Linked DNA regions of Homo sapiens: region 1 is linked to region 2. The links are chromatin loops, found by intact Hi-C in ENCODE. Cell type or tissue: ascending aorta. All regions are shown on one strand.

What was found. Hi-C counts contacts between places; a loop is a spot of excess contacts. Peaks named below come from ENCODE experiments on the same cell type or tissue, not always from the same donor. Only the 100,000 strongest peaks of a DNase experiment are listed, where the experiment ranks them.
Region 1: it touches region 2 in a loop (2.9-fold over the local background); 2 of 110 quality-filtered maps call a loop at or near these places.

Annotation. Positions count from the first base shown.
Region 1 is chr12:115,323,254-115,331,253 of GRCh38, forward strand. LOC124903082 (a long non-coding RNA gene) reads right to left here. Exons shown (of 11, transcript XR_007063592.1): 5 at 4,792-4,864; 6 at 575-650. Among named protein-coding and RNA genes, the nearest start is that of LINC02463, 560 kb to the right of the region's middle. In ascending aorta, no CTCF peak of the experiment used is centred here; no DNase peak of the experiment used is centred here; H3K27ac peaks cover 3,771 bases.
Region 2 is chr12:115,400,548-115,408,547 of GRCh38, forward strand. It overlaps LOC105370003 (a long non-coding RNA gene), which reads right to left. Exons shown (of 4, transcript XR_945389.3): 3 at 6,548-6,784. Among named protein-coding and RNA genes, the nearest start is that of LINC02463, 480 kb to the right of the region's middle. In ascending aorta, no CTCF peak of the experiment used is centred here; DNase peaks (open chromatin) are centred at 4,444 and 4,669; H3K4me3 peaks cover 634 bases; H3K27ac peaks cover 888 bases.

The DNA.
Region 1 (8,000 bases), 77 kb before region 2:
AAGAGAGAGGGACGGAGGGAGGGAGGAAGGACGGAAAAGAAAGAGGGGGAGGTAGGTAGGGAGGGAGGGAGGGAGGAAGGAAGGAAAAAAGAAAGAAGAAAGAAAGAGAAAGAAAGAGAAAGGAGGAAAGAAAGAAAGGAATGAAGAAGAAAGGAAGGAAGGAAAAGAAGAAAGAAAGAGGGAGGGGGGAAGGAAGGAAGGAAAGAAGGAATGAAGAAAGGAAGAAAAAGAAAGAAAGAAAGAAAAGGAAGAAAGAAAAGAAAAGATAGAGAAAGAAAAAGGGAGGGAAAGAAGGAAAGGGTAAGGAAGGAATGAAGAAAGGAAGAAGGGAGGAAGGAAGGGATAAAGCAAGGAAGGAAGATGGTGAGTGAATGAATACCTGAGCAGTGAGATCTACCCCTTAGGCAAGAGGAAATGAATCATATCACAACCATGGATTTCAAGTGAACATTTTGAGAAGTATCAATCCCAGATGTTTGCTGGAACATGCTCCCTTCCTATTTCCATCCCATTTTGAAAGTCACAGTGTAGGTAGGATCCCCATGGATATTGTTTATTTTGAAGTATATTCTACCTCATTCTGCTGAAACACACTGGCCACACAGGAAAGTCAAGGAAAGACTGAGGAATTGCTCCGGATTGGAAGGAAGCTAAAAGAAACAAGAAAACCAAATGTAACGTGTGATTCTTTGGCTACAAACACATCACTTTTTTTCTTTCTGAGATGGGGTATCCTAGTGGTGTGATCACAGCTCACTGTTGCAACCTCGACCTCCTGGGCTCAAGCAATCCTCCTTCCTCAACCTCCCATGTAGCTAGGACTACAGGTGCACACCACCACAGCTGGTTAATCTTTTTACTATGTGTGGAGATGGGTCTTGCTATGTTGCCCACGCTGGTCTTGAACTCCTAGGCTCAAGCAACCCTCCCACCTCAGCCTCCCAAAGTGTTGGAATTACAGGTGTGAGCCACCGTGCCAGCCTACAAACACATCATAGAGACAATAGGCGAAACTTGAATGACATCTGAGAACTATAGGGTAACAATGTGTCAATACTACTCTTCTGAATTTAATAGTTATATTTTTATTATAAAGGGAAATGCCCTTGATTTTAGGAAATAAATATTAAATTGTTGGGGCTAAAAAATATAAACCTTGACCTAAAATGTAAGTGTACATCTTCTCCTATTGCTTCCAATATAAAGATAGAACTTACACCAGAAAATATACTCAGAGTTTCCTAATAAACATCTTTTCCGTAAAAAAAAAAAAGTAGACATAAATATGCAGAAGAGATGAATTTAATCTACTTATATCCAGCTTGATGTGCTAAGGAGAAACTTTCCAACGCCCGTGAAATATGGTCCCAAAGGAGAGTGTACTTTTTAGAAGCCATCGAACGTTGAGGCAAAGGAATGGACTTACAATTTTACGAAGTCTTAGGTCTTAGAATATTATGAGTTGTCACATCCTGGGGCAGTCACAGAGATTTCATGGCTTTTACCCTCCAAGAGCAAGAATTCCAGGCACGTTTCAAAAATAGTGTCTTACCATGAAATACACCTGTCAAAGTTCCTTCTTACTTTGAAAGATGTCTTTTTTTAAAAAAAAACCCCAATGGAAGAAACGTCCTTAATTCACAGTTCTCAGGGTCAGATTTTTGTAAGGAAGTTTTGGTGAACAAATAACTGAACAGATGCCGGAAAACCTAAGACTTTCATTTGAGTAGAGGAGAGGGATTTATTAGACCACTAGATTAAAATTCCTGTATTTAAGACATATTTCACAAACACTTAATGGGGTTTTCCCACCCGTTAAGAGCAAACTAAGGGCACAATGTTCCATTTTAATAGGGGCAGTAACTCCATTTCATTTATAGACTAAACGGACAGGAAAAAAAAAAATACAAGGGCAGTTCTCGCCAGAGAAAACATGACCTAATACAAGGGCTCAGGCAATGTATTAGAAATAAAGGCCTGTCTGTAGCCCTGGCCATTTCTTTTCCTTTTTTCTATTTTTGGGAGGGGGTGGTGATTTGGAAGAAAAAAATTCTGTGGTTGATATCCAATGAAGTTAACACTTCTCGGCCAGGACTTCTATTACATGCAAACATCATGAATTATAATTAGAGAACAGCCTATTTACACATGAAGGTACACTGGGTCAAGTGAAAAACTCTGCCAAGAATCTCAGCTTTTGGCTGAGAAATATTGGCAATTGGCATAAAGAAAATGGTCCTGGAATGGGACAGAGCTGGGAGGAGCCAGGAGATCTAGTTTTCAATCCATGTGACATTAGCAAATGGATGTATTGACATGCAAAGATTTCCCAGTAGATTAAGTTAAAAATAGCAATGTATAAAAAGATGTAAAGTATGATTTTGTTTTTTATTAAGAAAGACAGTGAATGTCTGTGTTTTTATGTGTACCTAAAAAATCAGACTTATGCCTACTGGATTACCAAAGTGTTTATTCTTGGTAGGCAGAGTTACTAGAATATGTCCACTTGCCATATATGTCATATTTCTATGTTGTTTGAAGTTTTAAACAAATATAGGTCACATTATAATTAGAAAAGGTTATAAGAGTATTTCCAGTAAAGGAAAAGGCAGTCTCTATCTTACAGAGTTCACTTCTTCTTCTCTAGAGGAAACCTCTATGTTGAGTTCAGACACACCTGCTTTATAATCCTGGCTCTGCCATTTACCCAGCTGTTGACACCAGGAAAACCACTGAGCCTCTCTGAGTCTATCCTCTATTCTATTACGTAAGGACGTTCCTTTCTTCCTAGACTGGCAATGAGGATTATGTGAGGTAATGTTTGCACAGGGCCTGGCCTAGCGCCTGGCACTCACAAAGTGTTCAATTAAAGAAAAGAAAAAATGAGTGCCTTGTCTTTTTAACAAGTACAATGGACAAGATCTAAACTTTAGCCAGGGATGTCAAACCATGACCAAGGGGGATGCAGTGGGGTGCCTACTTGGTATGTAGCCTGCAGCTTGGCACTGCATAGACAAAAATCCATCAGAGCACGTGTTCTCTACCTAAGGCACTTACTTGCTAGGTGGGAGACTGATAACTGTGATTAGTAACATTTTTTTTTTTTTTGAGATGGAGTCTCACTCTGTCACCCAGGCTGGAATGCAGTGGCACGATCTTGGCTCACTGCAACCTTTCCCTCCTGGGTTCAAACGATTCTCCTGGCTCAGCCACCTGAGTAGCTGGGACTACCGGTGCATGCCACTAAGCTCAGGTAATTTTTCTTTGTATTTTTAGTAAAGTCGTGGTTTCACCATGATGTCCAGGTTGGTCTCAAACTCCTGACCTCAAGTGATCTGCCCCCATTGTCCTCCAAAAATGCTGGGATGACAGGTGTGAGCCACTGTTCCCAACCAGTAACATATCTTGAGCACCTACTATGTGCCAGGCACTGCTTGATTTCCCTAATGTGATAACTCATTTAATCATTGCAATCACTATTGTAGACAAACACTATTATTATTATCATCCCCCCTTTACAGGTAAAGAAATCAAAATACAAATAAATTACCTGTCTTGGCCATGGTCACCCAGCTGGTTGGGGTACAGCTGAATCTAGAACCCAGAACCCTGACTTCCGAGTCTGAACTCTTAACCCCCATGCACACCTTTGCCATGTAATTAAGGGTGAGGCCAGGGTTAGAGAGGGGAATTCAGGAAAAAGGGGCAGCTTTGTAACAGAAGCTTAGCCACCAAAACCTTGGAAAAGGCCAGGGGTGCTTAAACTTGAGTGACTACCAGAATGTCCTGGGGGGCTTACAATAACACAGGTTGCCAGGCCCTACCCCCACGGCTTCTGATGCAGCAGGTTCAGGATGGGGACCAAGGATGTAAATTTCTGAGAAGCTCCCAGGTTATGCTGCTGCTGTTAGTCCAGGTACCCCAGTTGGAGAACCACTGTTCTAAGCCCCCTGGGGTGCACGGGATTCAGACTGACTAGGAGCAAGGGTAAGGTAGCCCAGGAACTGAGACCTTCCAAATATGCGGATTATGCAAACAATAATACCAGCCATCTAGTCCATTACTAAAGGCTTCAATGACTTCAAAACGTTCATGGAAGATGTGTATTATTCACATCTCCTTATTCACTAGTCGTGGCATAGCCATGCTGATTTTTTAAAATGTTAAATCATGAGTAGCTTTAAAGAAATGTAGCAAAAACACTTGTTTATAAATGCAGCATAATTGCCCTTTGATTTTTCACCTCTGAGTGATGAAGCATTCAAAAAGTGTCCTTCAACAGTGTATTAGTCTGTTCTCATGCTGCTAATAAAGACATACCTGAGAGTGGGTAATTTATAAAGGAGAGAGGTTTAATTGACTCACAGTTTAATTGACTCCCCAGCATGGCTGGGGAGGCCTCAGGAAACTTACAATCATGGCAGAAGGGGAAGAAAACACGTCCTTCTTCACATGGAAGCAGCAAGGAGAAGAATGAGCAAAATAGGGGTCAGGGGGAAGCCCCTTATAAAACCATCAGATCTCGTGAGAACTCATTCACTATCAGGAGAACAGCATGGAGGTAACTGTCCCCATGTTTCAATTACCTCCCTCCAGGTCCCTCCCACGACACATGAGGATTATGGGAACTACAATTCAAGATGAGATTTGGGCAGGGACACAGCAAAACCATATCAAACAGCCAATCAATGAAATGAAAAGGAATTTCATTCTTTATCTGAGTCTATCAAAGGATGTTATTGAGGATGCATTTCATGGCTCACCCCATGTTACTTCCAGTGAACACTTTACCTTCCTCAATTTTCTTCCACATACTCAAGGACATTCCCCCTTTAAACTCCTCCCAAAAGGTCTCTCTTCAACCCTGGTAGAAACAAAGAAAAGAGAACATTTTCTATTTCTATACAAAAAAAGTCACTGGGATTTTGTTGGGGATAGCATTGAATCTACAAATTTACTTTGGGTAGTGTAGATATTTTAACAATATTAAGTCTTCAAATCCATGACATGAACTTCTTTCCATTTATTTGTGTCATTTTTCATTGCTTTCATCAATGTTTTGTACTTTTCACTGTACCAATGTGCCTTTACAGTTAAATTTGTTTCTAAGTATCTTATTTTTTTAATACAGTATGTCTCTCCTTTTATTTAGACCTTCTTTGATTTCTTTCATTGGCATATTGCATTTTTTAGTATATCTGTATCATTTAGTCCTGTATATGCTTTATCAGATTTGTAGCTATGCTGTTGTAAATGGTATTGTACTTTTTAATCTTTGTGTCCATGTGTTCATTGGTAGTTTGTAGAAACATAATTGTTTTTGCATGTTTATCTTTTTGATGCTGTTGTAAATAAGGTCACTTTCTTTATTTTTTGCCAATAGTTTATTTTTAGTGTATGGAAATGCAGCTGATTTTTCTTTTTTTTTTTTTTTGAGAGAGAGAGGGTCTCACTTTGTCATCCAGGCTAGAGTGCAGTGGACCAATCATGGCTTACTGTAGCTTCGACCTAGGATCAAGCAATCCTCCCACCTCAGCTTCCTGAGTAGCTGAGACTACAGTTGTGTGCCACCATGCCTGACTAATTTGTTTTTTTTTATTATTTATTTTTGTAGTGATAGAGTCTCGCTATGTTTCTCAGGCTGGTCTCAAAACCTGAACTCAAGCTATATTCCTACCTCAGCCTCCAAAAATGTTGGGTGAGCCACCATGCCTGGTGCAACTGATTTTTAAATGATGATTTTGTGTCCTGTGACTTTACTAAATTCATTTATTAGTTCTAACACTTTTTTGGTGGAGTCTTTAGATTATGCCATCTGCAAATAGAGACAATTTTACTTTTTTTCCGATCTGAATGTCTTTTTAAATATCTCATTTTTTCCCTAATTGCTCTGGCTTCTACTACCATCCTTAATAGAAGTAGCTAGAGTGAGCATCGTTGTCTTGTTCCTGATCTTAAAGGAAACACTTTCAGTTTTTCACCACTGAGTATGATGTTAGCTGTGGGCTTTTCATATACAGTCTTCAGCGTTCTGAGGTAAGTTTCTTCTACACTTAATTTGCTGAAAGTTTTTGTCGTAAAATGGTGTTGAATTCTGTCAAATGCTTTTGCTGCATCTACTAAGATGATTATATGCTTATTAACCTTCATTCTCTTAATATGGGATATTATATTCATTGCTCTGTATATGTTGAACCATCCTTGCATCCCAGGGATAAATCTCACTTTTCAGGGTGTATGATATTTTAATGTGCTGTTGAATTTGATTTGCTAGTATTTTGTTATGAATTTTTGCATCTGTGTTCATCAAGGATATTAGCCTGTAGTTTTTTTTCTTATAGTATCTTTGGCATTAGTAACAGGGTAATTCTGGCCTCATAAAATATGTTTGGAAGGGTTTCTTCCTCTTCAATTTTTTGGAAGAGCTTGAAATATATTGGCATCAATTCTTCTTTAAATGTTTGCTAGAATTCACCAGTGAAGCCATCTGGTGCTAGGCTTTTCTTGGTTGAGAAGTTTCAATCTAGGCAATGATTTCTCGGATATGACATCAAAAGCATACACAACAAAAGCAAAAAGTTACTAGTGGGACTACATCAAATTGAAAGCTTCTGCAGCACAAGGGAAATAATCAACAGAGTGAAAAAACAACCTATGGGATGGGAGAAAATATTTGCAAACTGTTTATCTGATAGGGGTTAATACACAAAATATACAAGAACCTCTTACAACTCAATGGCAAAAATACAAATAACCTAATTTTAAAATGGGAAAAGTATTTGAATGAACATTTCTCCAATGATTTACAAATGGCCAAGTACAAAAGGAATTCAAAATGTTCACAGAAGATGTGTATTACAAAAAAAACTAGGCATGGATTTCAAAATTTTTTACATGGAAATAAACTTATACTAACTTGTTACAACATGTCTCAACAGGATCTAGTTGGAGGCACTAGGAAGGATAAGACATCAGTTTGAGAATAGTCCTTATCAAAGCAACATGAATTCTACTAAAATTGAAGCAAAGACAAACATCAAATGTATGGTAAAGCTTGGGTAGAAGAATGGCAAAATCATCGATGTTTTATGAAAAATTTATGGGGATGATGCCCCAAAGACATCAGCTGTTTGCAAATGGATAACTCACTATAAGAAAGGACGAGACACTGTTGATGATGAAGCCCACGGTGGCAGACCATCCACAGTGATTTGTAAGGAAAAAATTAATCTTGTGTGTGACCTAATTGAAAAGGATCAATGACTAACAGCAGAGACAATAGCCAACATCACAGACATCTCAGTTGGCTCAGTTTATGCAATTTCAACTGAAAAATTAAAGTTGAGCAAACTTTCTACTCAATGGCACCAACACCATCAGCTGCATCCAGACCTGCTGCAGACAAGAGCAGAGCTTTCAATGAAAATTTTGGACAAGTAGAATTAAGGTTCTGAAACATTTCTTTGAAGAATTGTAACAGGAGATGAAACATGGCTTTACTATTATAATCCTGAAGACAAAGAACAATCAAAGCAATAGCAACCAAGAGGTGGAAATGGTCCAGTAAAAGCAAAAGCAGAGCAGTCAAGAGCAAGGTCATGGCAACAGTTTTCTGGGATGCTCAAGGCATTTGCTTGTTAACTTTCTGGAGGGCCTAAGAATTATAATATCTGCTTATTATGAGAATGTTAGTTAAAGCTTTAGCAGAGAAACACCTGGGAAACCATCACCAGAAAGTCCTTCTCCACTTCAACAACACTCCTGTTCATTCCTCTCATCAAACAAGTGCACTTTTGCAAGAGTTTGAATGGAAAATTATTAGGCATCCACCTTCCAGTCCATATTTGGTTTCTTCTGACTTCTTTTGGCTTCCTAATCTTAAAAAGTATTTAAATGGTACCCATTTTTCTTCAGTTAATAACATAAAAAATACTGGCTTAACATGGTTAAATCCCCAAAACCCTTGGTTCTTTAGTGATGGACTAAATGGCTGGTATTAC
Region 2 (8,000 bases):
CTTTTTAACTCAGGAACAGACCATATTCAGACTTCACCAGTTTTTACATGTAATTGTGTGTGTGTGTATCGTATGCAGAGTTCCATGAAATTTTATCACATGTAAACACAGGTAACCATCATCACAGTCAAGATGTGGAACTATTTCATCACCATAAAGAACTTCCTTCATATGGGCAATTTTAATCCACCTCAAGGTCTAATATTGACAACAGAGATTCCTCAGTTTGAAGCCCAACATTGTTAAAAGCTGGATGAGGCTGGGCACAGTGGCTTATGCCTGTAATCCCAGCACTTTGGGAGGCCAAGGCGGGCAGATCACGAGGTCAGGAGATGGAGACAATCCTGGCTAACACGGTGAAACCCCATCTCTACTAAAAATACAAAAAATTATCCAGGCATAGTGGCACGCTCCTGTAGGGGGCTGCTCAGGGGGCTGAGGCAGGAGAATTGCTTGAACACAGGAGGCAGAGATCGTAGTGAGCCAAAATTGTGCCACTGCACTTCAGCCTGGGCGACAGAGCGAGACTCCATCAAAAAAAAAAAAAAAGCTGGATAATGCTGGATGATTCCATTGCAGATCCTCAGTTTCTTTATCTGTAAAATGGGTCAACAAGGAGAGGCTCCATAGAAACCAGAAAGCCCAAGTCACAGATCTAACTTATATTCTCAACTTCATACTTCATCTTTGTGAACACAAAGAAATAAGCTTCAGTTAATTTCAGCTCAGTTCATCAGTAAAATTGGAATACAACAACACACATGGTAAGAATGTAGTGAGGATAAAGGAAGACAATGTGTGCAAAACCCCAGCACAGTGCCTGCCAGAGACTCTTAAGAGTCTGTCCCCCATTCTCTTACATTTTTCAACTTACTTGTAATCCTGCCATCTTGAGGAGTTTGTATATTTACATACTAAGCTTTATGGTAATTGGCTTTGGTTAGTTGTTTGTGTAATTGGTTAGACACAATTCTGTATTGATTGTTAACATGATACTGTTTTTTAAAATTCATTTTTTAACCACTTCTAAATCAAACCATCCTTCTTCCCTTACTCTGAACAATAATAGATCATGCAGAAACTCAGCCCCTAAAAGAGTCTTAGCGTGATTAAAGAAAACCCAATGTGAAAAATCCAACCATCGGAGTTCCACACATCTTTAAGAAAGCCCCTATATTTAGTTCTGAGCCTTAGATGTCAAAATCTTCTGCTACCCTGAAACATCACCAAAGGAAATAAAATTAAAAAAAAAAAAAAAGGAAAATGGAAGCAATTTACCTCCCCAGGCAAAAGAGTGATTTTCCCCTTTCTTTTGATGCTGTCATTTTCTCATTCTCAAGAATTCCTTTTCAGTTCCTCAACATTTTCCTTCTCCTCTTAGGTAGTTCTAAGTCTGACTTCATTTCTGGAAAAGAGAATCACTGGGCCTGGATTCAACACAGAATTCGACCGAGGATCTACCCAAAGTATCTTGGCCTAAAAAGTCTTGAGGCTACTTTTTTTCTCTTGCCACAGTCTACTGCCTGTCTCTTCCCCAACCACATTTCTGGTACACCCCATATGTGTGTTTCTGGGGGTTTGCACACTTAGAAACGTGGCATTTATACAGTTTTACTTAGGGAGAATTTAAGTTGAAACAGCCCAACAGCATGACTTTCAAACAAAACAAAATACCAGCTTCTGAGAGTCTGCAATGCTACCCAGGCAATATTGGACAGAAATTAAATTACGACCATTTTGAAGGAAACATGAGGAGAACTCTTTGGTTTATCTATCCTTGAGAGAGCGTTGCTCCTCAGCTGGGTGAAATCTCTGGCCTCATTCCTAAAACATTGCAAACTTTGCTTTGTACATACTTGCTGAGGAAAGCACACAGGTGTCTGTCCTCTGCTCAGCCTAGAAGCAGCATTAAGTGGCAACGATCAGCCCCACACGTATCATGAATTGGACTCCCTGCATCAGTAGCTGGGGACATTAGTTCTGTTTTGACATGCCTGCTCAAATTCGAGGCCACTTCTTTTATTTTAAAGAAGGAAACAACCACACTCACCTTTACTCTGGAGACTTCTGGAAAGATGGGGTGACGCAATAAGATCTCTAAAATAGTGTCTCCAACTTTAATGTGCACATACATCTCTGGGGGGATCTTATTAAAATGTAGATTCTGATTCAGTGGCTCTGGGGTCTACCTTGAGATTCCTCATTTTACCTGGCTTCGAGATGACACTGGCGGCTACTGGTTAGGGACCACACTTTGAGGAGCAAGATTCTAAAGCACTTCAGTGATGAAGGATTGAGAAAAAAACGTTGAGGTCCCTTGTAAATCTTTTCTCCTTAGACATACTTCAGTAAAGCTTTAGAATCCATTGTAGCTTATTTCATAAGGCAGACTGCCTAAAAGTGAGCAACCAGTGAGCAATCAACCTGCAGTCTTCCAAGTTCTGAGGGCATCAAGTCTAAGAGTCAAACCCAGGCAGCAAGCTGAAGGGTTTTTCTTGTATGTGTCTGTCTTCTGTGGCTGCTGTGACAACTAATCACAGGCTTATTTGCATACGACCACAAAATTTTATTATCTTACAAGTTCTGGAAGTCAGAAATCTGAAAGTGGGTTACACCGGGCTAAAAATCAAGGCATTGGCATGACTGCAGCCACTCTGGAGGCTCTAGGGGAGAATCCACTTTTTGCCATTTCCAGTTTCTTGGGTCCTCTCACTTTCCTTGGCTTGTGGACTTTTTCTTGATTTTCAAAGCCAGCAGTGTAGCATTTTTCTCATCTCTCTCAGCCCTCTTTCCAGCATCACATCTCCTTCTCTGACTCTGACACTTCTGCTTCTCTCTTATCCTCTTCCTATCTCAAGGTTCTTATCTTCATCACACACACAAAGGCTCTTTTGTCATGTAAGATAACACAGTCACAGGTTTCGGGGATTAGGATGTGGACATAGTTGGGGGCCATTTTCGACCCACTATGTCTTATTTCCATTGGTGAATCCTGGTGGAATACTTTGCTCTAGACAGTGCTAGGGTATATACAGATCCTCTAAGAGGTCATCTTAAAGCTTTGACTTCAGGAGTCCTGAGAAATATCTTCCTAAAACTAAAAACTCCCCCAGAGACCAATTGATTTGATTTAAATCATGTGGCTGATTGTTTTCCGAACACAACAATATTTTCCATTCTATATGCTCTTCTACAATATGACCTTGCACCCTCCCATCCAGCGGTTGGGGTTTGTGTTCCCATCCTTTAGACCTGGGTGGGCTGTGACTGTTTCGACCAGTAGAGTCTAATAGAGTATGGCAGAAATTATATTGTGTAACTTCTAAGGTTTTGACCAGTAGAGTCTAATAGAGTATGGCAAAAGTTATATTGTGCAACTTCATAAAAAGCAATACCGCTTCTGCCCTGTCCACTAAGACACTTATGCTAGAACCTCAAAACACCATGTAAGAGTTCCAACTAACCCTGAGGCTGCCACACTAAGAGGAAGCCCAGGCCACATGGAGAGGCCATATGTAAGTGCTAAGCGATGGCATTTTTAAGTGATCCCAGTTCCTGTAAGTAAATCTGCCTTGCAGATTTCTGTAGCAGAGAATTCCAAGCAGAGGGGGCTGTAGTGCAAAGGTCACGAGGTTGGAGTGAGCTGTTCGTTTTGAACAGAGGAGTGCCATGGTCTGGTTTAGGATTTAACAGGTCCTGGGAGCTGGGATCACCTAGAAATCCCTTCGCTTAGCACCTACATATCCCAGCCATTGAATTATGTCCAGATTAGACCTTAGACATCTTGGAGCAGAGAACACCTGTCTGCACCTTCTATCAAAACTTCTGAGTCACAGAATCTGTTACCTAATGAAATGGTTGTTTATACCATTAAGTTTTTGGACACTTTGTTACACAGCAAAGATAACTGGAACAAAGTGGATCTCTTTGGAATGCAAATGTCTATCAGTATGAGAAATATAAACAATCAGAATTGCAGAGTATATATTCACTTGTTTATTTATTCACTTACTCTCTTACATCCCCGTTTATGAACACACGCATGCTCTCCTAATTTATTCACGTACTTATCCAAAAGCATGATAAATTCTCACTATGAACAGAGATACCCTCTGAGAGTTCACTTGGCAATGGGGATTCATTCATTCATTTCATAGATATTTATTGCCTGGGAAGTGTTCCTCAGAGATGTATCAAAATAGGAACAGACTTTCTTTCCTGCTTTGGTTGGAAAAATCCCAGGGAAGGCACCTCATTGGCTCTGTTGGATGGTGTGTCCAATGCTGTACCCATCACCCAGCCCAAGAGGGTGGGGAGCTAGCATGGACAGCCTCTATTCAAACCATATGTTTAGAGAGGAGGCAGGAGCAATTTATCAAAGGATCACCAGTCCCTGAAGAAGTGAGGGCGCTGCCAGGTCAAACAACGGCTGTCCCCTACGAAAGACCTGCCTTGCCTGTTCTCCATTGACATCATGCACCACCTTCGGCAGCTACTAGTGTTTATCCATCTGCTTTGGCTTTAACTACCAAACTCTAGAGGCATTTCTAATACTCGAAGCAGCAACTCGGATTTTTAAAAGCTGCTGCTTGTATCATTTACCGTAAGATCAGCCAGGCTGTAAAACAGCATCCGAGGCTTCCCAGAGGATGAGGGAGGACCAGAGGTAAAGAAACTCTTATTTCCCTAGGCAAGTCAAAATGTTAACCCTCTGATGACCCAACTCTCTGGTGCACCTCTGCTCTGCAGATTACATGAAAAGAAACCTATTCTATATCTCAGTCCAATGACATCATGGGAAATACCAGGAATTTTTTGGCTGCACACAAAATTCCTGTGAGATTCTTGGAAAATCTTACACAAAACTGTGAGTAACAGGGACTTAGTAACCTCAAGTCATCTTAATCAACACCAGGCGATAAAAGGAGAATATATTTTGAAACCAGGCAGATCTATATTTGAATCTCCTTGTTCTGCTATTTATCAGCTATGTGAACTTGGGCAAGTTACTTTTCTCTAAGGCTCACTCTTTCCATCTTTAAAATGGGCATTATGATGCTCACTTCAACAGTTTCCAAGGGCTGATATGAAAGAATTAAATCAGTTAATGGATGGAAATGTGTGTCACAAGGTCTTGCACGCATCTCGGTTATTATGATTGTGTTGTTGCTATCACTTTTGCTAAGTCATAAAGCTGCACGTCTTTTCTGACATGGGATTTAGGGGTATCCCAGGAACAGAAAAGAAGGCTGTATGATGCGAGAAAAATCAAAGAACAAAATGATATATTGTATATCTAAATATGGAAGTAAAAACAATAAAGCTTCTAGAAAACACTATAGGAGAGTTTTTTTTTTTAATTTTTATTCAGGCAGGGAATGATTTCTTAAACAAAAACAAAAGACAGTCCCCAAAAATCAAATTTAAAGGAAATATATGTGTGTGTGTGTGTGTGTGTGTGTGTGTGTGTGTGTGTGTGTATGTGTATATAAAATACGAATTTCTGTTCACAAAGACACACTATTAAAACAGTGAAAAGTCAAGTAACAGAAAAGAAAAAGATACTTGCAACACTTATCACCTAGTAAAGGCTCATTTTCAGAATATGTAAACAGCTTCAGAAATCAGTAAGAAAAAGAGAGATAACCCAATTTTAAAAAAATGGGCAGAAGATTCAAACAGGCATTTCATAAAAGATCTCCAAAAGTATGGCAAACATATAAACTGTTGGTCAGCCTCAATAATAATCATAGTAATGCTAGTTACAGCCTCAATGAGATACTACTACCCAATTACCAGAACTACTATAAATTCAAAATACAGACAATACCAAGTGCTGCCAAGTATGTGGAACAACCTGAACTCTTACACATTGATGGTAAGAATATAATTTGGTACAAACACTTTTGAAAACATTTTGACATACATAAAAATATAAATGCATGCTTTAACTGAGCAATTCCCTTCCTAGGTACATACCTAACAGAAATGAGTGTACCAAGAGAGGGAAAAGAATATTCATAATGATACTATTCACATTAACCCGCAAATAAATCAAATACCCCTCAACAGAAGAATCAATCAATAATCATATCATCATACAACAAAATGACATTCAATGATAAACAAACAAAAGCTTCAGACACAACAGAAAGGAAGCTCACATACACAGTGTTCGGGAAAATAAATCAACCACAAAAGAATGCATTTTATTTATATTAAGTGAAAAAGCAGACAAAACTGTTGTTAAAAATCCAGAAAGAGGCCACTTTTGGGGAAAGGTATGGATGAAGGATAACAATTTAGAGAGGGCAGGAGCGAGACTTCTAAGGAGCTAATAACATCTTAGGTCTTGATCTGGGCAAACGTTTGCAATTTCTTTGAGCCATTCATTTAAGTTTCCTGTTGTGTTTTTTCTGTAGGTACAGTATAATTCATAAGACAGTTTAAAAAAAAAAAATCAGAAGGCCTGCCTTGTACCCGCCTTGTACCACCCACTTCAATGGGCCACAACCTCCCTGTAGCCAAAGCCCCAAGCGCTGTTTACCTTAGGATTGGAAGGATATGTACTCGAGGCTCCATCACCAGACCTCCCTCCTTGGGCTCAGCAAGTCTGCTACATCCAGTTGGCCTCAGGCCAGCTTCCTCCACTCCTGGGGTCTTTTGTGCTCCTCAGGTGGAGGTGATCTCCCAGCATGCTCTGCACGGCTCAGTCGGAGGCCGGGGGGCCTGGGTTTTGTTTCCTCAGTGTCACCCGTCCCTGTGGGCTTCTTCAAATGAATCCCTGGAGGACAGAGAAATGAGAGAGTATTAAAAATGTCAGAGACAGATCCTGAGATACACAGCTGGGTAAATAGAGCTGGTGGAGATGTTGTTATTAGTGGCTTTCTGGTCATGCTCACTTAAGTTATGGATGTAAGGTGGGGGTGGAGGAGAAGAGGCATGAGGGTCTTCTACCCATTTCCAGACCTGCTCAGTCCCAATCATCCAGCACCCTCAGATGTGGGGGCACTCTCTCAGTTCTGAGGGGACTCACCATGTTAGGAAATTGTATACCTGTTCATTATGCCTCTGCAGAGAATTTTCCCTCCTGGTGACAGAAACATAGAGGGCCTTTTCTCTTGGATTTCTCTAGGAAGCCTCACCCCACCTGGGGAAGAACTGATGCCACATCGTTTCTCTGGCAAAACCTGGTCAGTTTCATATGAGAAGTAGGAAAGGGGGTGGTATTTTTGAGAAGTAGAGGATGGAAACTTCTCTGATCTATTGTCTCATGGTCAATGTTCTACCAAGTCACCAGAAATGAAAGCCATCCCTACCACTGTAATGCCCAAAGCAATCATTTTGTGAATACTCATTATGTGCCTCAGAGACCAGAGTTGAAATTCAGGCTTACCAACTTGTTGTTACTTGCCCTTGGGAAAATTATTTAGGCTTCTGTTTCCACATCTCTAAAATATAAATAAAATAGTACCCACTTCATAATGCTATGGTGAGGGATAAATGAACACATCCCTGGAAAGCAGTTGGCACAGTACCAGGCACACAGTAAGCCCTCAATAAATGTTAGTTACTATCAATGGTAGAACACCTCTTCCCAGAAAGCATAATATCTGTGTTGTACCAAAAGACAGGAGTGATATGAATAGTATAGTGTGGTCTTATTTTTATTACTGCATAATAATCTACTCCCAAATGTAGTAGTGTCTGGGCTCAGTGGTTCACACCTGTAATCTCCAGCAGTTTCTGAGGGGAAGGTGGAAGGATTGCTTGAGCCCAGGCATTTGAGATCAGCCTGGGCAATAAGTGGACTCCATCTCTAAAAAATTTCTTTTAAAAATAGTCAGGTGTGGTACCGGCTACTCTGGAGGCTGGGGTAGGGATTATCGCTTTAGCCTGGGAAGTCAAGGCTACAGTGAGCTGTGATCGCACCACTGCATTCCAGCCTGGGTGACACAGAGTGAGACCCTGTCAAAAAAAAAAAAACAATGTAGTAGCAT